3 separate regions of the Mus musculus genome follow, and regions 2 and 3 are each linked to region 1. A link is a loop called in an ENCODE intact Hi-C map of the cell type or tissue named here. Cell type or tissue: heart. All regions are shown on one strand.

Evidence for each region. A loop is a pair of places that touch in the nucleus more often than their neighbours do. Peaks named below come from ENCODE experiments on the same cell type or tissue, not always from the same donor. Only the 100,000 strongest peaks of a DNase experiment are listed, where the experiment ranks them.
Region 2: a loop joins it to region 1, with 2.6 times the contacts of the local background. A loop is called at or near these places in 9 of 42 quality-filtered maps.
Region 3: it touches region 1 in a loop (8-fold over the local background); 11 of 42 quality-filtered maps call a loop at or near these places.

What each region holds. Positions count from the first base shown.
Region 1 is chr12:70,141,405-70,149,404 of GRCm38, reverse strand. No RefSeq gene overlaps it. Among named protein-coding and RNA genes, the nearest start is that of Abhd12b, 8.7 kb to the left of the region's middle. In heart, a CTCF peak has its summit at 4,174; DNase peaks (open chromatin) are centred at 1,234, 4,564 and 5,024; H3K4me3 peaks cover 1,165 bases; H3K27ac peaks cover 2,170 bases.
Region 2 is chr12:69,982,375-69,990,374 of GRCm38, reverse strand. It overlaps Sav1 (salvador family WW domain containing 1), which reads left to right and starts at 3,373. Exons shown (of 5, transcript NM_022028.2): 1 at 3,373-3,701; 2 at 5,723-6,166. The coding sequence starts at 3,608. It also overlaps the pseudogene Gm19221. In heart, CTCF peaks have their summits at 3,088, 3,322 and 7,312 (motif pointing left); a DNase peak (open chromatin) is centred at 3,224; H3K4me3 peaks cover 2,671 bases; H3K27ac peaks cover 2,034 bases.
Region 3 is chr12:69,959,269-69,967,268 of GRCm38, reverse strand. It overlaps Atl1 (atlastin GTPase 1), which reads right to left. Exons shown (of 15, transcript NM_178628.5): 13 at 7,797-8,000; 14 at 6,707-6,721; 15 at 3,184-4,041. The coding sequence ends at 3,931. It overlaps Sav1 (salvador family WW domain containing 1), which reads left to right. Exons shown (of 5, transcript NM_022028.2): 5 at 922-2,257. The coding sequence ends at 1,129. It also overlaps the pseudogene Gm3086. Among named protein-coding and RNA genes, the nearest start is that of Gm52003, 9.4 kb to the left of the region's middle. In heart, no CTCF peak of the experiment used is centred here; a DNase peak (open chromatin) is centred at 4,598.

The sequences.
Region 1 (8,000 bases):
TAGTCAACATCTTCATAGGCAGAAAAGGTCAGGGGAAGATTAAAGGAAGGTACCACTCCGTTGCCTAGAAACAGCCTCAGAAATGGAAGATAACTGAAAAGGTCTTTCCAAAGAATCCCATAGAATGCTAACGCTGAGAGATCTGCATAAACAACCATTTAATTTACTCTAGTTTTACACAGAGCAAACTGCAAGCCAAGCAAGACCAAATGAGAGTTGGGTTGCGTTCACTCAGCTTTTCCAGAGCAGCCACTGCATACAAGACATAGCAAAGGCTATACCGAGTCAACACAGCAGGGAAGGCGGGGCTCCTCCTCAGAGGTCCTCAGAACCTGGCAGGAAAGGAGCCTGCATCGAAGCCACTGGGCGGGGCTATGGTGGAAAGGTTGTGGGAAGGTTGTGCTGGTTGTAAGCCTGACAGAGCCTCCTCTACTTGTTCTTGAGAAGAGCATAATTCAGTCGTTTCTTGTGAGGTAGACACTCCTCATTTCTGCATAAGTAATCAGGGTGGAAGAGCTTACACTTCCTTGTCCAACCACCTCCCATCTGCACGCACAGAGGCCGGGACAAAAGATGCTCCAGGGGAAGGCAGTGTACACCTGGATTCGTGGGAGGGGAAAACCCTATCGTTGGTTTTAGGCCTTGACAGGGAAGCAGGAAGTCACCCACGGAGAGGATTTTTTTTTTTCTTAACTCCTACTTTATTTTGTTTGTTTTAGGTTTTGTTTGGGTTTGTTTTATTCACTTAATTAAAAAAAAATCTAATAAATCCAGAGCTGATTACCCCGGAGGCAGTTTAGCTGGAAAGGTAAAGAATTAGATAAGACTCTGAGGGTCGGAGAGATCTATTCCTGAAAATGAAACCATACTCAGGAAACCATGGAGGAGACAAGAAAATAGAGAAAACAAGCACAATCGGTCACACAGCGTCACACACAGAAACGCATCGGGTTCCCAGCCTTCTAGATACCTGGCACTGGTGCAGAGGGCAGAATGAATCTATTCCCCTTTCTTTAAATCATCACCAAAGACAGCTCCGAAAGAAAGGTAGCTGTACTCCCCTCCCCTCCCCCCACGCCCATCCCCCCCACCACATACACACACAGCTGGAGTAAGTGAGCCCCGGCACAGCTGGAAATTAGAGCAGTCTCTCATCTTTGCCTTTAGTTTTTAAACAAGCAGGAAGAGAGCCCAGGGAACGCCCTCCCCACCCCCCACCCCCGGAGAACTACTTGGATCCTGATGTCAGTCAGCCTGGGGCTGTGTTCCTTGTCTTCCCTCCAGATGCTCCGTTGGAGCATCCTGCCCCTAGAGAGGAGTTTTAAAATAATAATAATATGTAGTGTGAAGTGAGATCATAGATATGAAAGCTCTCCTCTGAAGTGTTGTTTCCAGCCTACCCGGTACAGCACTGATATTATTTATTAATGACTGGATTTGATCTCTCTCTCTCTCTCTCTCTCTCTCTCTCTCTCTCTCTCTCTCTCTCTCTCTCTCTCCCTCTCCCTCTCTCTCTCTCTCTCTGGCTCCTGGGAAAATCCTCCTTCATTTAAAGCATGATAGTTTACAGACTAACATGGAAGATTAATCACTAGTAAATACGAATACCAAAATGGACAAGAGGTCTAGCCATGGCCTCTTCTGGCTCATCACCAGCCAAACGGGAACTAGAAACTGATAACTAGCAAGCCCACCCTCTTCAGACAAAAGAATGTGGGAGTAGGGATTAGAGGGGTGTTTCCACTCTCCTGTTGCTAAGGGTCAAAAAGAAGGGGTCAATGCTCTCTCCAAGAGTCTGAGTCCCAGGACCCAAAATTACTTAGCAGACATCAGCTCATTGCCCAGAGGTGAGTGTTGACTATCATTGTGAGGTGATTAATAAAGCAAGTTTTGTTAACCCTTGGTTATATGTTTGTGGGAGTGGAGCATTCGTGTATGCATGGGCTGGGGGTAGGGAGTTCATGTATGCATGGTGTTATGTGTGTATGTGTTGTGCATGTTCATGTGAAAGACTAAAGTCAACTTCAGGTGTTTTTCTCAAGAATTGGCCAGTTTTCTTCCTCCTCCTCCTCCTCCTCCTCCTCCTCTTCCTCCTCTTCTTCTCCCTCCTCCTCTTCTTCTTCTTTCTCTCTACTTATAGCCAAACTTACTCCCAACTAATCCACCTTATACCATCATTGCTTGCTTTTCTAGAACTATGTCCCAACTTTGAATAAGGTCGACCCTCTAAGAAGTTAAACAATATTTATCCTGTAGACCCAAATGTCCCTCACAGAACTCTGGCCCACCTCCATTCCTCTACAGAGCCATCCAACAGTGTAAGCTGTCTGGTGTTAATGCAGAGGTGAGAAGGTTAGACCCAGCAAAGAGGACAGTGACAAAGGCAGAGATGCAAGCAAGGTTAGCAAGAATTCATTTCAGGACCTTCTGCTCAGAGCATGTAGAGAAATGGACACTCTGGGCAAATACAGAAAAGTATGAACTTGCTTAGAATCTACAGGCCCAGGCTTTCGTGGAGACAATTCCATCTTGATTATGTATATACTTCCTACCAGTTTGCTGTACGTAGAAGAAGCCTATGATTATAAACACGGAAGGCCTGAACAATGGACTTGTCTTCAATGACACTGCCAATAGGAAACTCTGTGACTGGCATCAGCAAGTTACTGATAAAAGCAAGACATTTTCACCAGCCTTGATATCCAACCAGACAGTTAGCCCAAATCTCCTCCTGTGGGGAGACTCTAGCACAGCCTCTGCCCTGTGTGGAATGCCTGCATCTGTGCAAAACCTGAAGTATAACTACACATAAAGGAAGAGTTCGGTCTGAGAGGTTTAAATAGCCTGCAAATTATGACCTGGGCCTTGATATGGTCTGTAACCCCTACCTGACCTGCCAGAGAGCCTACAATGGCCTTGGTCCAGTACACAGAGACCCTATTTGGCCCTGCCTTTAAGCAGAATCGATTGACTGCTTTGGTAAGAGAAAAGGGCTGAGTTTCCACCCTAGAGCTATCTGTGGTAACATGAGTTACCAGCAATTAGAAAGGATCAGTCAGGCTGTGACTGTGGGTAGTGTCACTGCAATGTGGGAGGGTTTGGGGAGGACACTGGGAGTGGGCATCTCTTTTCTCCATATCCGTGATACTGAGGAGGAGGCTTGGGCGTCCTTTCTGCCTAGGAAAACATGCCACTTTATCAGTCAGGATAGAGCACAGTTTCCAGGTTCCACTTAGGGCAACAGGACATTTTGTAAGACCTCCGTTTCTATGAAGCAAGAAGCAAGGCATGTAAAGTATGTAGATGAGCAAGAAATTGAAACAATTGGTGCTTGCCAGAAACTTTCAAGACTCCTGGCTTCTACCAAGGCAAAGGTATTTAGGTATTCTAGCCAACACCAGGTAGTTGTGCTTTCAGAATTTGTTTTGAGCCGATCTCACCATGCATCCTTGGTTGATTTCGAACTTACTATGTAGACTTGATTATCCTCAAACTCACAGACATCCACCTGCCTCTGCCTCCTGAGTTCTAGGATTAAAGAAAGGCATGTGCCACCATGCCCAGGTGATGGGGTCTCACGGTCTGTTCTTATTTCTGTGTATGTGTGTAGGTCGCTGAGTGTATATGCTGTAAGAGTGCAGGAGCCTGCAGAGGCTCAGATCTTCTGGAGCTGGGATTACAGGTAGTTCGTGGGTGCTGGGAGCTTAACTTCAGGTCCCTGGAAAAGTATTCTAAACTGCTGAGCCATCTCTCCAGCTCCTAATAGATATTCTAAAATCGATGTGTGAGTTATTGTCTTGTTCTGTAAACTGTGCAGAATTCAGTCTTCCTCACTACAGGGTTTGTACAGAATGGTAACATTGAATGTGCATCAGTGTGTTTGCCCCGCGGTCTCGCAGGAAAGCTATCATTAGTAGAACTGACTGTGCTCATCCCCAATAGGATTAAATGATTCCTTCAGCAAAGGTACGGTGACTTGGGAAGGAACAATATAACGAAGCCATCTGAAATGTAAGATGTTCAAAATTCACCTAGAGCATGCAACTCCTACCTACAAGCTAGGGCCTCGCTTTATTTCTCTCCCTCCATTGTCCCAGAGGCTAACAGACTGCAGGCAGCCTATAGCATTTAATTGACCAAGTATAAAAATAGACACGCTGTTGTAATTCTTATATCTAACACGTGGAGGCAGCAGTGAGCCGGCGAGAAAAGAAAACAAAGGTGACATCTTCGAACCAGAAAGTTTGAATGGGGGTGAGGTTGGGGGAAGAGATACCACCAGCTGGCATGGTTAAAAATCATTTTGTGTCTTTCTTAGTCGTCTAAAACCTATTATTAAAAGAGCAAACTCTTCTAGCATATGTCCTCTGGAGTGGTTCATTTCCCTACTCTCTCTCTCTCTCTCTCTCTGCATGTGCGTCTTAATAGAAAGCCTTCTTTTCTATTCTGTTACAGAGATGGTTATTTTGAAGATTGCAAACTTCCTCCTGCCCAGTCCAAGTTGAAGTTCCGGGGGGAGGAAAAACGTTCCAGGCCGGCAGCTGTGCGCTGTACTGGACAACAAGCACCGCCTTTGTGGAGAGCCTCGTGGGATGATACCCAGGCAGAAGGTTAGAGAAATGGGTCTCCAGCGGTTCCCTTTACTGGGAGGAAAGAGATGGGGCCACACCTTCTTCGAAGAAGGCTTCGTTTCATTCCCGCAGATATGAAAAACTATGCTCATGGTCCCCTCAACTTTTTGAAGAACAAGATGGGCCCACAGCCAATCCCCTAAACCCTCAAGTGAGCAGACATCAAGTAGGGAAGACAGATGGAAGACAGGCAGACTGTAGCAAGCTGCTCCTCCTGAAAATTGACACCCTAGAGGGACATTGGGGATCACTCTCCACATGGCCCCAGAATGCAGCATCTAGAAGGGCAGGAGAGCCCCTCCCCACAAGAGGCCTTTTGTGTGCCTGTCAGGCTGGGTTGTATTTTTAGACTTAGCTAGGCCTGCTCTGGATTTCCCCTCACACAGCTGCTGCCGCTGCTTTCCAAAGCCCAGCCTAGGAAGCCGGGCTTCCCTAAGCCTTTGTTTGCCTGAAGAACGGAAGATAATGTTTGACAGGGGAGGGAGAGTTATGGGAGCCTGCAGAATTCTTTCCTCAACTCCCAGACAAGAGGGTAAGTCTTGTCACCCTATCCAGCAGCATCTTGTCACATACACACACACACACACACACACACACACCACCAGTCCAGCCTAGGACCTCCAGCCCATATTTGATCAGGACCAGCTGCCTCATGGCATGGATTGAGCCCAGTACATCTTTCGGAGTGAGAGAAAATTTTACTCCATGAGAAGGAAGCTCAGACCCAAGAACCATATTCAAAGCCACCTCTCTCAGCCACTCTGGTAAACAGGCTCTTCCTGCGTATTCTGTTTTAAAGCATTTAATTATTCCTCCATCTATAAATAAATAAATACTCGCTTGCTGTAGCATTTTCTTTCAATTTGCTACTGTAGACAAATCAAGACATGATTTATTCTTCTGATGTTGGCAGTCTTAAACCTCCCTCATTTGTTTTTTTAATATATATTTTTTTATTTTATGTGAGTACACTTTTATACTGTTACTGTCTTCAGAAACACCAGAAGAGGGCACCAGATCATATTACAGATGGTTTTGAGCCATTATGTGGTTGCTGGGAATTGAACTCAGGACCTCTGGAAGAGCAGTCAGTGCTCTTAACTGCTGAGCCATCTCTCCAGCCATCACCACCCTCCCATTTGCATTTTAAAACCTTCCCAACACCAGAAGTTACCTGTAGGGACTAAGGGGTGAACATGTTTTTTTGTTTTTGTTTTACTTTCTACTTTTTTTTCCCTACTGTTTTATCTTTATTCAAACAATGAGCTGTTACTGTTTGGCAATGGGAGTATTTTTAAGGTACAGTGCAGACAGCCAGTGGGTGGGAAACGAGGCATTTCTTGGTGTTGGGATTTTTAGATCCTGGCTTTGATAGGATGGTGGGCCTGACTAGTATAGCAGTGAGATGTTGTAAGAGAGGTGGGAAAGATGGATGGAGAGGGAGAGAAATGCTGTTGGTTCAAGGCAGGACCTGTGGTTAGGAAAACCTAGCCCTGCAGTACCAGAATGTATGCCAAAGACAATGGGATCCATGAGATTGAAGGACATGCTACACAAAGCACAGTCTACTGGATCTTATGGGCAGAAGCATGTCCTAGACAGAAGCAACATATCAAGATCCCTGCACTGCAGAGCAAGAGAAAGCATTCCTATCTAAACCTATGGTCATTGGAGTGTTAGCCAGGCTTCCTCAAAAGCTGCAAGCATGCCCAAATTCGGTATAAGAGCAGTCCGGCCAGCCATGCAAGCTCAAATGACTGTCTTATCATATGATAAGATGTATATGATATCTTAGTGATACCATATACAATTTGGGATGGGGTGCCAAGTCATTTGTTGGGCAAAATGACACTGAGGACCAAGATGGCTGTCATTATGTCAAATGGGATCCCTATAGCAATGAGACCTGATATAGCTTAAGTCTCTGGATGGAGGGGAATCTTCAGGATATACTGAGAACAATGGAGGAAGAGCAGGCAAGGGAGGACTCAGGTGCCGGTGGGACTCCATGTGAGGCAGGGAGTGAGGCCAGTGGCTGAAGGTGTGGAAGAAGGAGTTGTGTGACCAGTTAAAGCAGGCATTCTTCATCTGGCTAGAACTCAGGGGTCTGTGAACTTGAGTGGGAGAAACATCCTATTTTTATTTCTACATTCCCCCACTACAGCCTATTAGATACTTCCATGATTAATGTCAGAAAATTCATATAGGATAGTAATATCAATATTTATGACCTCAGCATTCATAACAATCACAGATTTTTGTATCCTATTTTCATATCACATGTCAGTTGTGGCAAATGTCTCTAAGTATCATTTCTGTTCATCATTAATTTAAAATGCTCGTAATTGGACCTGATAATGGATCGTGTTTTGTACAACATGGGTATATTTGCATGCATTAGCATATCAAAATGACTATAATTTTGAAAGCCGTATGTCCATTAAATAGTAATTTTGCAATCCTTTATTTATTATTATATATGTTAAGAAGTATTCTGAGAGGCAAGTCAAAACATTAGAAAGGGGACTGGAGGTATGGCTCAGGGATTAAGAGCACTGACTGCAAATACAGCTAGTGTTGTTGTTGTTGTTGTTGTTTGTTTTTGTTTTTTAATATATTGTAACCCCAGCACTCAGAAGGCTGAGGCAGGAGATGAGTTCAAGATTAGCCTGGGCTATCTCAAAACAATAAAAGAAGAAAGAAGAGGAAGAAGGAGGAGGAGGAGGAGGACGGCGACGACTATGATGATGATGATGAGAAGCAGCAGCTAGGTGTGATGGTACACACCTTTAATCCCAGCCTAGGGTGGCCGGCAGATCATTGTAAATTCAAGGCCAGCATGGTCTGAACAGGCCTTGCCCCATTTCTGGTCAGTCTGGGCATTCAGGCCTGTGAGGCCACCACGCAGTCACAGAGGAAGACCTGTTGAAGCAGAGAATACAGAGCTGAACAAACGGAAGCCAAGGTCAAAGCAAATGTTTACTTAAAATGAGGAAGGATATCATCACAGATTATAGATGTTTAAGAAGATAAATTCCACAGACCTTATGAAGACCACAACATAAGATTTACTTAATGGACACATTTCTGTAGCCCCTTCCTTTCCCTCCATTCTTGGCTGTGTATTTTGATCCTTTCGAAATGTCAATTTTTTTAAAAAATTCCTAACGTAACGACCAGATGGATAAGACAATATTTCTTCTAATCCGGCTGACTGGCATTTCTTGTGTTGGTGGTTGGGCTGTGGTGAATGCGCATGCAACTTCGCATGCAAACTTTTCTGTTTTTTTTTTTAGACAAAGCTGAACAGTGGCTTGTATATTGAAGTGTCAGTTTTATATTTGTTGTTAATTTTCTAGTCATATCTTT
Region 2 (8,000 bases), 160 kb after region 1:
GCAGGCTGACCTGGATGGATGCTCAACGGAGGCTGACTTTGAAATCTTGTTCCTCCTGCCTCACCCTCAAGCACTGAGACATCTTACAGGCTTGCTCACTGTACCTAGCTCTGCTCTTCATCTCCAGCTGGTGGGTGGTACAGGATATCTGATCACACTGTGAGCCCCAAGATCATGTTATCTATTGAAAAAAACTTGTTTCTAGTTGTGGTGTGGCTCAGTCCTTAGCCCACACCTTTCGTCTCTCTGGCTGGAATACAGACATGCCCTCAGCACACACCTTTAATTCTAAACTATGAAGCTAAAGTTAGTTTGTAGAAGGAAGCACCCATATTTGAAAGTGGTGTCTGCAGTGAGAAGGGTCCAGAAGATTAGTATATATTGCTGAAGTTAAGTTTGAGGCCAAGCAGAGCAAAAAGTCAGAAGCCAAGAGAGAAGCCAGATTGAATCAGTCAGCTCGGAGAGGAGTTTGCGACGGAAGAGCTGAGTTGAATCAGCCGGCCAGAGTTCAGTAAGAACAAGAAAGGGTGAGCTTACTCAGTGGCAAGTCTCAGAGGCTGAAAACATTCTAAGCCTAAATTAGACTGAGGCTAGAAGCTTCCAGAACTAGGCTTAGGTTAGCAGACCGAGGCAGTAAGCCTCTGGAGATGACAATTACATGAAGCGAATAAAAGTCACACTAAAGCAATTTTAGATGGGCCTAGAAACCCCGGGGGCGGGGGGCAGATTCTCAGAAGTAACCTGTCCTGTCCACGATGCCTTCCTGGTCCTCTGCTTCCAGTAACTCACGTGATGATGAAGACCCTCCCCGTCTGGCCCAGAAACAGGAAGCCAGGTGACCATGGTCTAAACCTTTAAAACTCGTAACTCTAAACCAGGTTTTCTCCTTTACATCGTTTTGTCAGACGATGGTCACAATCATGAGAAAGGTGACTAGTGTCGTTCTGCCACCAAACAGGAAGGTGATCTAAGACAACATGTAATGTTTTTTTCATGAGTTTAACATAGTTGATTTCAGAACTCCCATCCAGCTACAAAATCCTATGACTTTTCCTCTCATGAATGTGGAAAGCATACTTCACTCCATTCTCTGGAAAGCCCAGGTCTAAGGAACTATCTTAACAAGATCCCAGCAACCTCACTTCCTGTCCTCTGAGGTCAGCCTTGGGAATTTTAGGGCAACTTCTTTCTCCTTTACCTCCCTTCCTCAAATTCTTCACGGAAAACCCCATTGTCTTTTCTCTTTCACCCTTGCGTGTTCTCTATCTGCACTACCGACTCTTTAGAGCTAGCATTTGTATCTGAACCACAGCAATACTTGAGTGCGCTTCCTCTCCTCAGACAACGTGCTCTATGAACTGCGTTTGGGTAATGAAGGTTTACACAAGGAGCAACCCTTTGTTCTCTTTTTCTTTTTATTAGATATTTACATTTCAAATGTTATCCCCTTTCCCGGTTTGCCTTCCAAAAACTCCCTCTCCCCTCCTCTCTCCCCCTGCTCACCAACCCACCCACACCCGCTTCCTGGTCCTGGCATTCCCCTACACTGGGGCATAGAAACTTCACAGGACCAAGGGCCTCTCCTCCCATTGATGACCGACTAGGCCATCCTCTGCTACATATGCAGCTGGAGCTATGAGTCCCACCATGAGTAATCTTTGGTTGGTGATTTAGTCCCTGGGAGCTCTGAGAGTACTGGTTAGTTCATATTGTTGCTATGGGCTGCAAACCCCTTCAGCTCCTTGGGTCCTTTCTCTAGCTTTTTTTTTTTTTACTCTTATGCCATAATCAATCTGTCAGCAAACCCTGCTGCAACTCTAAAATGCCTACAATCACTTAGCGCTTGTCCTGCTGCCTTTATCCATATGCATGCTAGCAATATTTTTTTATCACCTCCCTTATTTTGAAACCCCACTCCCCCATTCAGTCTACTCTCACACAGCATCCAAAGTGATCGCATTAAATACGTCTCTCCTCTACTCCAAAGGCCTAGGTGGGTGGCCAGTTACCAAGGAACTTCATTTCCCTCTACTCTTCTCTGTTCCAGTTCCAGCTACGTGACCCTCTTCCTATTCCTACAATGAGCCAGAAACACGACCACTTGCAGTGACTTGCATTTGCTCTTCTGAGGCCTCACTCCAGATAGCACCATAGCAAGCTAATTCCAGCATTGCCTTCTCACTGGCTTCATTATCCGACCCCCTTTCCAAGCTGTGGGATCTCTCTTGTTTATGCTTCCTTCAGCGCTCACTCTGTTACATACTATGGCTTACTAGTTTTATTTTTTGTGATCTCTCTTCCCCATAACCGCAGGACCTTTGTTGTTATATCCCAGACACCTAAAACAGCACCTTGGATGCTGGGTGCTCAATAAAATATTTGTTATAGGATTATAGGGACCTTTAACAAGGAAACATTTCATAAAAACACAGGAGACAGACAACTGATTAAATGTCTTTGTGCATGGCTAAAAAAAAGAGCAGTTTGGTGTCTTGTTCTGAGGTTGGTGTTTTGCTTCTGTGTTTTAAGCACATTCTCTTCATTATGAAAGCCTTACTTTGATCAAGAGGAGTGAGTCCCAATCTTATTCTCCAAGTTATTCTGTGTACCTGAGCGAGTTAAAGAGAACAAAGTAGAATCTGATATATTAGATAGAAAACTCCCAGTTCTGAACTCTGGTGCTCAAAGGCTTCAAAATTCTAAGACTTAACTGCAAGAGAAGGCATGTGGTTATTAAGAATACATATTAAAATGATGAAATAAATACACTAACGTCAAATTTATCTTAGGAGCTGTAGAAACTCCATCTTCTTTTTTAATCCGAAAGCGCGGATGGGGATGGGGGGCACAAAAGGGGGTGGGCTACCAAGGGTTGGGGGAGATAATAAGAGGACAGAAGAAACGGAGACTCAGTTTTTACAGTAGTCACGCTGTCACCAGAAGAGTCATCTGTGTTACTAGGTGTAGCCCTCGCGGTCCCAGCACACCCGAGGGCTGCCTTCCCTCAGCAACCAGGACACGCGGCTGCGGTTGCGGGAAGCAGGGCGGTAGGCAAGTCCAAGGCGAGAGCCGCTCGCCGCCCAGCGGGCTCCGGACCGCCCGGACTCCAGCTCCCCAGCGGCGGGAGCCGGCCCGCGCAGCCGCACTGAGGGCCGCGATGGTCGCCACACCCGGCCCGTTAGCCGCCCGCCCGTCGCGAGTCGCCGCACGCAGCCGCGTCCGCGCCCGGCGGGGGAGGGGCGGCCCGTGCGCGTCGGCTTTCCCAGCATTCCCAGCGGCGCGGGGAAAGTTTACCGGACGTAGGCGGTGGCCGCAGCGGTAGCGGCTCCGGGCGGCGGACCATGGCCCTGGTGGGCGGCCGCGGCCCTGTCCCAAGGCGGCCTCGGGCGGCGTCGTTGAGCCGGCTGACTTCCCGGGAGGAGCTGCCCTGCGACTGAGCGGCGGCGGGCGCGCTTAGCGCGGCCAACATGCGGCGGAGCCTGCGGGCGGGCGCGGGCGGCGGAGACCCGAGGCGAAGGCGGCGGCGGCGGCCCGGGAGGCGGCGGCGGGCGGCAGGCTCGCGGCCCTAGCGAGGCTGCTGGGGCGGCGGCGGGAGTCGTCCGCGAGGATGCTGTCCCGCAAGAAAACCAAAAACGAGGTGTCTAAGCCGGCCGAGGTGCAGGGCAAGTACGTGAAGAAGGAGACGTCGCCCCTGCTGCGGAGTGAGTGTCGTGGGCGGTGGCGGGTGGGGACCCGGCGCAGCCTCGGGTGGTGCTGGAAGACCGACTCTGGGAAATGCATGGCTGTCCGTGGTGTTGGGGAAAAAGTGCTTCGACCCGGGCACCTCTCTGCTGGGTACGTCCGGGCCCCGCGTTTGCGACCATCGCAGCGCCACTCGTCGGCTCACGCACTCGCACACGCACACACACACGCGAGAGTGGATTCCTTCCTTAGTCCTGCAGCGGGACACAAACTTGTGAGGCAAAGAACCTGATACTTGATACTTGTAGCCACTACCAGCGTCCTAAGTAACACACACACACACACACACACACACACACACACACACACACACACACGAGAGACTTGATACTTGTAGCCACTACCAGCGCCCTAAGTAACACACACACACACACACACACACACACACACACACACACACACACACACACACACACACACACACACACACGAGAGAGAGACTGGATTCCTTAGTCCTTCAGCGGGACACAGACTTGTGAGGCAAAGAACCTGATACTTGTAGCCACTACCCAGAGTCTTTTCATTTCCCAGAGTAGACAAGCCATTAACGTATTTGGATTAGGCTTTGCTCCTAAAATTAAAAAAAGCAAAGTATTCAGAATAATTTCAGCCATACCAGGCAAGTTCCTAACTTTATTCCTCTTTCCGACATATGTTCCGTCCCCTCCCGTACGTAGCTTTTCTTCTCCGTTTAAAATATTTGAGTTTTTAACTTGAACGCCTTGATTCTCCTTTTTTAAAATTCTTGGGTAGTCAGAGAGCTAATCCTTTGGTTCTCATTCTAGGAGCTGGACCCCTTGTGTAAGTTTCCTTCTTGGAAACTGGAAGTAACCGTGTGACTTAAATTAAGCATTACCTCATATTGTAATTGGGAAAGCTGCTCACAGGGGTTCCTAGTATTTGCCCAAGATCCCGCAGAAAGGGGTGGAGAGCATATTTTTCCATTGTGACCATGTGTCCAGCCTTACAGGTTCTGTTAGTAGTTGGAGTGCTAGACAACACAGTTGGTGGGGTGGATGTGTCAGTAACTGAAACCATTTTTAAGAGCTTGTTTTTCTGTTTTTTTTAGGTGATAGCTTGCTTTTTGCTGCAAATAAAGTTTATTAAGCATCATTTGAAGTCATGCCACTTGTTGAGTCTTTTAGTGAGTGACTCCATACAGAATTTGTGTCATCGACAGTTAATTATTCCAATATTAAGTTACTGTAGTGTTAGCTTCTGACACCCTTAGTGACATTGATTTAATGAATTCAGAAAATGTGTTCTATATCCAGGTTTCATATTTTAAAGGTAGTTGCTTTCTAAGAACATGAAAGCTGTTTGCACATTCAAATCAGCAGCCATGACCTTGGTTTGGGTTATCTGCTTTTAAAGGAGCCATAATTCTTTCCAGGCTTTTTCAGTAGATCCAGGGTTTGTGTGCATCTTTGGAAGTAGATGACTTTATTTTTCAGTTTCCACACTGAAAGGTCTTGCTTTCTAGTTTTGATAATTGTGCTTAGAACCGGGTAATTCCTGATAGAAAGACAAAAAAAAAAAAATTACCAATAAAAAAGTCTTTTACAGGAAATCTGACTTTGCGGTTTTTTCTTTAAATTTTATTTTAATGAGATGTGTTTGTGAAGAAAGATTCTTGGTGATACTTAAATCAAGTGAAAACACCAAACTGTAGTCATACATGATGCTGGTAAAGGAATTGGTTTGTTAGGTTACTTTCAGCTTAGTGACATTGTATCATGTATGGCAATATGCAGCATCCATTCGTTTGTAGCTGAGTTTACACCTGCATATTAATGCAGATTATAAATGTATTTGCTTGGGAAAATAATCTTCATTTAAAGTTCTAGTATTGTCTTAAAATTTAAAATCTGTTTTCTTATGCCCTTTTGTTTGATATTTTGATCTCAGGATAGTAGACATAAATAACTTTAGACGAGTGTACTGACTTAATGCAATGGTGATTATATTTGTTTTATTATAGATCTCATGCCTTCATTCATTCGGCACGGTCCAACAATTCCCAGACGGACTGACCTCTGTCTTCCAGATTCAAGTGCTACTGCTTTCTCAGCTTCTGGAGATGGTGTAGTTTCAAGAAACCAGAGTTTCCTGAGAACTGCAATTCAAAGGACACCTCATGAAGTAATGAGAAGAGAAAGCCACAGACTGTCTGCCCCTTCTTACCTTGTCAGGAGCCTAGCAGATGTCCCTCGAGAGTGTGGCTCATCACAGTCATTTTTGACAGAAGTTAACTTTGCTGTTGAGAATGGAGACTCTGGCTCCCGATACTTCTTCTCAGATAACTTTTTTGATGGACAGAGAAGGCGGCCACTTGGAGATCGTGCACAAGAAGATTACAGATATTATGAATACAACCATGATCTCTTCCAGAGGATGCCACAGAGTCAGGGGAGGCACACTTCAGGTAACTCGATATAATAAACAGCACACTGGCTTATTCATACTGATATTTAAATTAAAAGGTGACCTGAGGATTTTCTTGGAAAGCAAAAAAAGCAAAACAAACCATACTCTTAGAGGGGAAAAAATTTCCATTTTGCCCTTCTTGCTTCCTCCTGCTTGCTGGTAGTTTTTAACTTATAATGAAGGACAGAATTCTTGTGTCTGTCCTCTATGTCATATTTTTGGCTTTTTGTAGGCAATTACTATTCCCCAGGTTGGTTAAAAAGACTGAGCAGATGGCTCACTTTGTGTGAAACATGCCTTTTTTTGTAACAGGCAGGAAACCCTGGCACTTCCTTTTCCCTTGACCTGGAAGGGCTTCTCCGAGGTGGGGATTAAGGAATGTTGCAGCTCCACTTAATTTCTAAAATGGCCATTACTGTAGATAAACTGGTAGAAGCTAAAAAGAGAACTTTCATCCTGTTTAGTAACTGTTAGGCTTTAAATTTGGCAGGGTAAAGATTGTGTGAGGTTGGTTTGCTTTTTAGTGGCCACAGCTTCTAATAAACTGACTTAACAGTTTGGAACATAACTGTATCAGCCATGAAGTTTGCTTTTATTTAATATTAATTATATGTTTAGCATTTTCTTGATCCTCTTGGGATATCTTATTTAGTGAGACAAAACCAGCATACACTTAATAGTCGTGGAACAACGAATGGTTATACTTTGTAGTCCTCACTGTTGAGGGAGCAGAGAAAGACCAGTGTAATTGGACTACTTAAAGGAATGCACACTCCAAGGAGCAGAGAAAGTTTGAAGTAGGCTTTGAGCTTGGACTGGACATTAACAAGGCAGAAGAAAGACATTTTAGGTTGAAAATTGGGAATACCCACTGCAAAATGAAGTGCAGTGGCTTAAATTTAAGAGATTATATTCCTACGTATTTTAAGAAATACGGTAGTAAGGTGAAATGGAGATTCATGGTCCAACAGAAAGTTTAGACTTGAAATCAGCCATTGTATAGCTCAAGATCAATGCCTGGAGAGTTGGCTCTGTGCTTAAGAGCACTGGCTGTTGTTTCAGAGGACTGGGTTCATTTCCTAGCATTTATGTGGAGACTCACAACCTATAACTCCAGTTCAAGGGGATTCGACGCCCTCTTCTGGCTTCTGTAGGCACTAGGCATGCAGTGTGTGTGCACTGTGTTCAAGTACTAAAAGCATCGGATCCTCTGAAGTGGAGTTGTAAGCACTCGTGAGCTGCCATATGGGAACAGAACCCATGTCCTCTGCAAGTCCAGCAAGTGTTCTTTTTTTTTTTTTTTAAGAATGAGCTGTATTTAATTTAAAAAAGAGGGGAGGATTGTACCCCACAAATGATACAGTAATGAGGATACACAAATTCCATAGCATGACTGAAGTGTTCACTGTGTTTGATGTCGTCACAATGGAAGGCATAAAAAGTGGAGTACATTGATGCTGACACAGTCCACTCCAGTCCACCAGGCCAGATGGTGCAAGAAATCATTAAATCAAAAGTGCCCTTCCCTCCCTTCCCTGAATGGCTAGCAGACACGGAAAACAGCCTGGGATGCAGCCACACAGCTTTCTCCATGAGGCTATCAAATGTGTTGTTGAATGGCACACTGTCAAACACTGGAAAGGGGCGCCACAATGGACCACTCTTTTATAGGTATGAATGCTAGATTCAACTATCTCCCTAAGCAGGAAATGGCTCCACTGCAGAGAATGCCAGCCTAATTCACTTTGTCTTGAAATATATACAGATTGTTTGTAGTCACTACAGCAATGACGTTTTCCTTGGGATGCCAGGCTGTATGAAGGATTTTCTTG
Region 3 (8,000 bases), 180 kb after region 1:
TGACCACTTGTGAGCACGGCATGCTCTCGAGGATTCTAAGTTCTCAACATTAACTTTGTATGAACTTTAAGGAGCATAGGATGCGCTTTTTGGAAATTACAGAACCACTATAGTCTGAAAGCAGTATTAACGGTATTACTCAAGACTAATATTACATTTGATTTTTAAAATAAGCCCGAAGTAATATTTAACAGTTTTTTCCCTTCCTTAACAAGCAGCACATTTGTGGCTAGAGAGATGGCTCAGTTGTAGAGAGCAAGTTCAGTTCCCAGAGTCTTTATGGCCACTCATCACTGTCTGAGATTCCAGTTTTAAGGGATCCAGTACCCTCTTCTGTCTTTGCATGTGGTACACAGACATATAATGTGGGCAAAACACCCAATATACATAAAAGTTAATCTAAAAAAAAATCCCCCAATTAAAAAATAAATAGGGCTGGAGAGAGTGCTGCTGCTCTTGCAGGGGGCCCTGGTTCAGATCCTAGGAGCCATAGAGTGTCTTAAAACTGTAACTCCAGTTCCAGGGTATCTGATGTCTTCTCTGGCGTTCTCAGGCACCAGGCGTGTACACAGTGCACTGGCATGCATGCAGGTCAAGCATTCATACACATAAAAAATGGAAATGAATTTTAGAGAGAGGGAAGGGGGGAGATAGTGTATTCAGAGCTATGTGTGTTCGCATGCGCCTGTATTCGTAGCCACTGAGAAGTGTGAGGCAGGAGGACATCCTGCACACAGAAGTTCAAGGTCAGCTTAGGGCCCCAGCTCAAGAAAAATATATCTAAGTAGCAAGTTTTACTAACGCAAATACTTTAACATGAAGCTGAGTTTTATGTATAATAAAAATATCTATAAAAAATAGACCAGTTTATTGTTGTAAATGCACATTTCTGTCTTATCTTATTAACATGTTTTCCTACAGATATGACCACATTCTGAAGTGGGAGCTCTTCCAGCTGGCTGACCTGGACACGTACCAGGGAATGCTGAAGTTGCTCTTCATGAAGGAACTGGAGCAGATTGTGAAGTTGTACGAGGCCTACAGACAGGCTCTTCTCACTGAGTTGGAAAACCGCAAGCAGAGGCAGCAGTGGTATGCCCAGCAGCATGGCAAGACGTTCTTAAGTTAACTTATCACAAGCCAAGTTTATAAGAGCTTTAAAATATTTTCAGATAAATGACTGCAAACAAGTTCTTTGGTTAATAAAGGTAACTTACTATTTGGAAGTATAAAATTCTAGTTTTACATATATTTTGTTATCAATTTTTTTTCTTTTATTGAACCAAGAAAGTTTTATCATTTAAAAAGCCAATATGGCATATGCTACCAAATGCTGTATTAGGAAACTGCTGGAGACTCTGGACAAAAAGTAGTACAGGAAGAGATTATCAGCATAAACAGGCATTAAATAGGAAACCGTCACTCTCTGACTTTTTATGGACACACCCTTCTTGTTTAGGAAACAGAAGAGGATGAGAGTACATCTGTGATCAGTTGCTACGTGTGGTGTCAAGTGTTTTCTGGAATGAGATGGTTTGACTATTACCATAGGTATAGTTCAAAATACAAAACAGGACTTGGAACCTTTATTGTAACAAGCTTGTACGTGTGTGGTCATCTCCCCCCCGCCCCCTCAGTCCCCCGACCCCCAATGTAAGGAACACCTTTGAAGGAGAAAGATGAAGTCTTTGAGGAATACATTCAGAAATACAGGACTATAATAAATACATGCCTCTTAGTGCGCAACTGTTGCTAATACGGCTTCCTTCCTTTGAGGCAGAGCACATAAGTACAGTTAGCATGGCTCTGAGACACAGCACAGGCTTCCTGACCACATAGAATACTGCCTTCCATCAGGGTGGGCTAAGTTGCCAAAAACGACAATCAGGGATCCAATAAGCAATCTTGGTCACTTAAGTAAATTTTATATTGCCTTTTTTATCTTTGAGAAGTATTTGTCATAAAGGTGTAGAAACAGGCTGTCATTCCTTCCTATTTTTCTTGCTTTGGGTTTAATAGTTGTTCATAATTAGTGCTGAACACTTGATTACAGATAAACTTATGGAACTTCCAGCTGTAAATCTAGAATTCTTGAGCTTCATAGCTCTTCAGTTGTGCTTACAAATGTTGTGAATATGTATATATATTAGTTCTTTTCCTAAGTATAAGCACTCCATGTTAGAAGTGACTTTGAATTATTGATAAAATTTCGCATTTGATTTTATATAACAAGTTATTAAATATATTTTTGTGGAAACTGTCTGGTCCTTGAATGCATGTTTTGGTATATTTAGTCTAATGTTTGATGCTTTATACTTGTTATGCTTTATCATTCTGTTCAGAAGGCCCACAAGCCTATAATGAAAAGAGAAGCTGAAGCTAAAATATGGCTACTGGGACATTATCAGGGGAAGAGAATTAGTGCGCATACGGCCAGCTGTCTGTAAAGAAGTGTAAACTTCTGTTCAGCTTGTAAGCTTACACACATTCTTCTGTCTCTCTTACTTTCTGTTCACCATTTCTGAGACAGTTAAAAATGTCTGCTTGGGCTCCCGGGTAGATGAGGCATTACCATTCTTCCATTACTAGTCTCTCCTCTGATTTATTTTCCTCTAAAGGGTTTAGTTTCGTTAACAAAATTCCACTAAAGATTTCAGTTATTAGAAATATATTATAGCCAGGTGGTGGTGGTAGTACATACCTTTAATCCCAGCACTTGGGAGGCAGAGGCAGGTGGATTTCTGTGAGTTCGAGGCCAGCCTGGTTTACAGAGCAAGTTCCAGGACAACCAGGGCTACACGGAGAAACCCTGTCTTGAACCACCACCGCCCCCACTGCACACACCCCCCTCCCCAACACACAAAAAGAAATATAGACTCCCTGGTTTACATGAACTGGAAGGATGCTACAGGTAGCAACATGTTTCTAATTTGGGAGGTGGGCAGGGCCATCACAAGTTGAAAGACAGCTTGAGCTGCATAGTAAAATCTTGTCTAAGGAGTAAATAAACTTTTTTTAAAATCAAAGAACTGGAAAGTACCTAATACAATTAGCTTGTATTTAAGATGTATATTTAAGTTTGAAGTGGGATCAGAAATAGTGTATGCTCACACCACCTTGAGCACCCAGTCTTGTCTTGAAATGGTATCAGAAAGAAAATGCACCTTGAACTGAGGCAGAATAGACCTTTCATGCCACACCAGACCTCCCAAGTAGTTCTAGAGCCAGTGAGCATTTGGTTTAATGTTAGGAAACAGTAAAGTTTAATAGTTCACATATTAAAAGAATAAACCTATGAAGAATACATTTGTGGTGTACCAAATGAAAAAATATACAGTGCAGTGAAACTCAAACACATGTACAAAACAATTTTTGTGCATTTTTGATCAAGAGATTTACATTCTATATTCATAAAGATATAAAAGAAACAATGTATAGTTTTTGGTAAAGCAACTTTTAAGCTCTCAAATATGTTTCAAGGTAAGAGCCTGTGGTATGTATAATATTATATAGATTAAAATCAAGCCTGCCAAGTTATACTGTGCTTTAACAAATAGCTATGTAAAATAACTTAAATTTTCTATAGAAATCAAATGAGCATATCCAAACCCAGAGTAATACTACACAATATTTAATTATAACCCAGTAGTAGAACTTAGAAAAGTCAAGCAGAACAAATCTATCCTCAAATTTACAAATACCTGAAATGATAATAGCATATTTAAAGACAGAAATGAGGAAACTGCACATTGACAAATAACCATGCATACATACATCTGCTCATTAAACACTGGAGTAAAGAAGTAAACTGTCCGAGTCCTCGGTCGGGTGTTTGGGTTTCACTCTAAAGGAAGCACTTTGCATGTTTGCATGGAAACAAAAGCTTTGATAGTTAGCTGACAAACGGTCATGCACCTGCATGTTTTTAGATTAAATTTTCTTCTTTTCCGGTTGTTGAGTAGGCTCTGACTTGGGTGCAGGGAAAGCTTGGTGACACAGGTGTCTGTGGGTTGCTGCTGCACTGTAAAGCTTGTATAACGCCTAGAATATAAGAACCAGGGTTAGAAGACACACAGGTCTCATTTCCTTTTTAGCTTATAGTACTATATAAAATTCAGCATGCTGAAGTCATACTTTTCAAATACATTTTTGTATACGGTGTGCATGCATGTGTTTGTGTGTGTGGGTGTATGTGGAGGCCAGAGGTTGTTGGGCATCTTCCTTTAATGCTCTCCACATTATATATGAGGCAGAGTCTCTCACCAGTTTGGCTAGTCTAGCCACCAAGCTTGCCCCAAGAATCGCATGTCTTCTAAGCAGAGGGATTATGGATGGGCCACCACATCCACCTGGCATTTGAGTAGATCTGAACTCAGGTCCTCAGCCTTGGGTGGCAAGTGATTTACCCACTGAGCCCTCTTCTCAGTCCCAAATTGATACATCTTTATATCATCACTCTCTCAAACACTGACTGGTGGGGGCTGAAGAGATGGCCTAGCTGGTTTGAGCACTGGCTGCTCTTCAGAGGAGTTGGATTCAATTCCTAACACCCACGTGATGGTTCCTAACTGTAACCAGTAATCCCAACCCCAAGGGATCTGATGCCCTCTTCTGGCCTCCACTGGGTCTGCATGTACATGGTACACAGACTTGACGTGCAGCTGAATACTCACACACATGTAAAACAAACAGCAGTTCCTACTATCTTAAAATGTAGAACAGTTTCAGGCCCACGGCCTGTGCTGGTGGTTAAGCTTATCAAGGTTTTACTCTCTGACCGAACCTCCTTTATCTTAAACATCTCCTAGAATATAGCCCAGCCCAGCAGCTTTCCATGTCCCAGACGGATATGTGGGCATCTCACCGTGAAGTACTGCCAGTTTTAGACAGCATAGATCTGTAACCTCCTGCTGTAATGTATCTTCCAGAACTGGCTACTTTTCTATGTTACGGGTGTGCTAGGTCAGCTAAAGGCTCCCTCTCCGTGCCCAGCTGGGCTCTCTTATTTCGTGTGCTCCCCGGCAGTGTCTCCACTACTCGGTTCTGACTGCGCAGACTCATTCAGAGCCACCACCTCAAAAAGCCTTTCACCACTGACGTGACCTCCTGATTATCCCTCGTATTACTTTAAAGGTGTTTGAATCCAAAGAATTTTAGGGCCTTTCTTACAAGTTTCACTGTGTGATCCAGGTTAGCTTCAAATTTATGATCCTGCTTCCTCCACCTCCTGAGTACTGGGATTACAGACACGTGCCACTACAGCATGCATTCACATATTTACATATTTCACATTTTTGGGTACTCCTAAGTATCTTTGTTTCTCCCCTCAGCTAGTGTAGAAGAGTTATCCCTCTGTCACATACTGAACACCCAATTCCGACTCATGTATTCTGGAGTGTGTAGTTTTGAATATTTTGAAGAACTGGGTAAAAGCTTATTATCTACTTAGCTATTCTCAAAAACCTTCTGTGATTCTGCATAGGTGTTTCCCTAAAGAGGATTTATTCATTCGTGTACTTCATATATGGATGCTTTGTCTGCATGTATGCCTGCACAGCAGAAGGCGGCATTGAATCCCACAGGACTACAGTTACAGACAGTTGTGAGCTGCCATGTGGGTGCTGGGAATTGAACTCAGGACCTCTGGAAGATGAGCCAATGCTGTTACCCACTGTGTCATCTCTCCAGCCCCTATAGCTGTTTTCCTAACACTAAATATGGTTAGTGCCATGTTCAGATATGTAAACGTGGTCAGTACAGCACGGTGTCACCCTAGTTCTGGCATGCTGCTGCTCCTAGTGTACAGAGCTTAATTCCAGTTCTCTTCAGGTATTAAGTTCCCCTGCCCAAGGTTTATGTACAAGCTGAAGTTTGATTTGTTCTTCTAGTGAAGTTAGTTTACTAAATCACGTCTTTGATGGAATCTACTCAGATTGTACTCCTGCTTGGTTTCACTGCAGAACTGCAGGGGATACCTGTGACGGTCGGTCTTCACCGTCAGCCTTACGGGATTTAGAGTCACTATGGAAGCACCTCTAGGTATGATTATACAGATGTTTCCAGAAAGATCAACTAGGTCAAGAACATCCACCCCGAGTGTGGGGAAGACTACTTATCCCATGGGCTGTGGCCTCAGACTGAATAAAAGGAGCAAACGTGCTGAGCGCAAGCATCCATCTTTCCCTGCTCCCTGCCGGCCGCTGCCACGGTCTCTTCTCATACTAAGCCAACCAAACCTTTGCTCCTGTGTTTCTGCTTGTCCACTATTTGACCAATATGGGGAAACTAAATACTACAACATTGAGCTGAAAACATGAACCTTGTCTACACAGAACTAAAATCAAACACCCTTTAATGACACTTTTGTTCAAATTAAGTCCTACATAATATTTGGAATATGTTAAAAGTTCATACAAATTTACATTTTATTTTTATTTTTTTATTTTTCGAGACAGGGTTTCTCTGTATAGCCCTGGCTGTCCTGGAACTCACTTTGTAGACCAGGCTGGCCTCGAACTCAGAAATCCGCCTGCCTCCCAAGTGCTGGGATCAAAGGCGTGCGCCACCACCGCCCGGCCAAATTTACATTTTAGAGAATATTTTCTAAGATTATGCTCTAAAATATCCTTTAATACCTAGTCAGTTATAAAATAGGAATATCATATTTACAAATAATATATCTGTTAATTAAAAAATGTTAGCTTACCTCATTTGTGCTTCCCTGTAGCAAAGGGAATTTTAAAAGGAAAATGTTATATCTTGCTTAATTCATAATTTTCAACTTCATTTGCAATATCAATTATAAGCATTAAGAAAAAATACTCCTGAAGATTTTTAAGTTTAGATTCCGTATTTTATCAGAATATTTTAAAGAACCCAATTCTGCATTTCAGATAAGTTTTAGCAGTGTGTTCTAGGAAGGTGTTGAGGTTTACACAGGTAACCCATCTTTAGCCTTGTGTGCATGAGCGCTGACAAGAGAGTGAGTAGTTTGGGAGGCAGTGTTATTTCAGCTTGAGTCCTCAAAGCACACAACTCATTAGTTACCCTTCTATTACAGAGTACAGACAGGTGTGCTCCTCACACTGCATACTGTCAGCTACCTCTAGATCACAATGGTCAAAAGCTTAAAACATAAAGTTGTATGGGCTCCTTTAATTTCCCTAACTTCTCACTAAGTAACTGAAGAGACTCTGGGACAGTAGTAAGTTACTGTCTTTCTTTCTTATATATTCCCACTGTCTTTCCTGTCCTTAGTTATTTGACCACCATGCCATGGTGGTCCTGACTCCCTCAGCTGAAGCTAACTAGACCAGCAGAGCCAGCAGCTGGCCCACAGGCAGCTACGTCAGAGGCTGACCACTGGCTCATGCTGCAGCTTAGTGCAGAAGTATAGGTCAATTACAGTCTGAAGTAATCTGATACTTAAAGGGAATGACATATAACCAAATGATTGTGGTTCACATATGCCCCTCACCAAGCCAGTGCTAGTCAAGGGCTAAGTTAAGTTTAACTCAAGGTCACGACAGCTAAATGACTGTCAGACACTACTAACACTATTAACTTCTCACACGGTAATATTTTAGAATCAGAGAGTAAAAATGCTGTTAATGTATGTATGTTTTAAATACTAAAATGTTAACTAGAAAGCAGTTGTGTAGGACTTAGTTAGTTGCTCAAATCTTGGTATACTGTAAAGTTTTAAAGAATGGGCCCAAGTCATGTTCACCTGTATATTTCTAATAGTGAATGCAACACTAATTACACAGCATGTGCAAACCTGAAGGTACTCTCACCTGGTCCCACAAAGCTGCAGCTACCTGGTCGATTACAGCACCCAGCTCTCGATATTCGCCAGAGTAGCGGATATATGCCCAGGTGCAGAGGGTGATAAGCGTCAGTCCCATGATCATGTTGCACAGGCTAGCTATGATGTCCAAACCAATGAATCCAGTCACACCAGCAATCACGTATGTGATAAAGATGACAACGAACAGTGT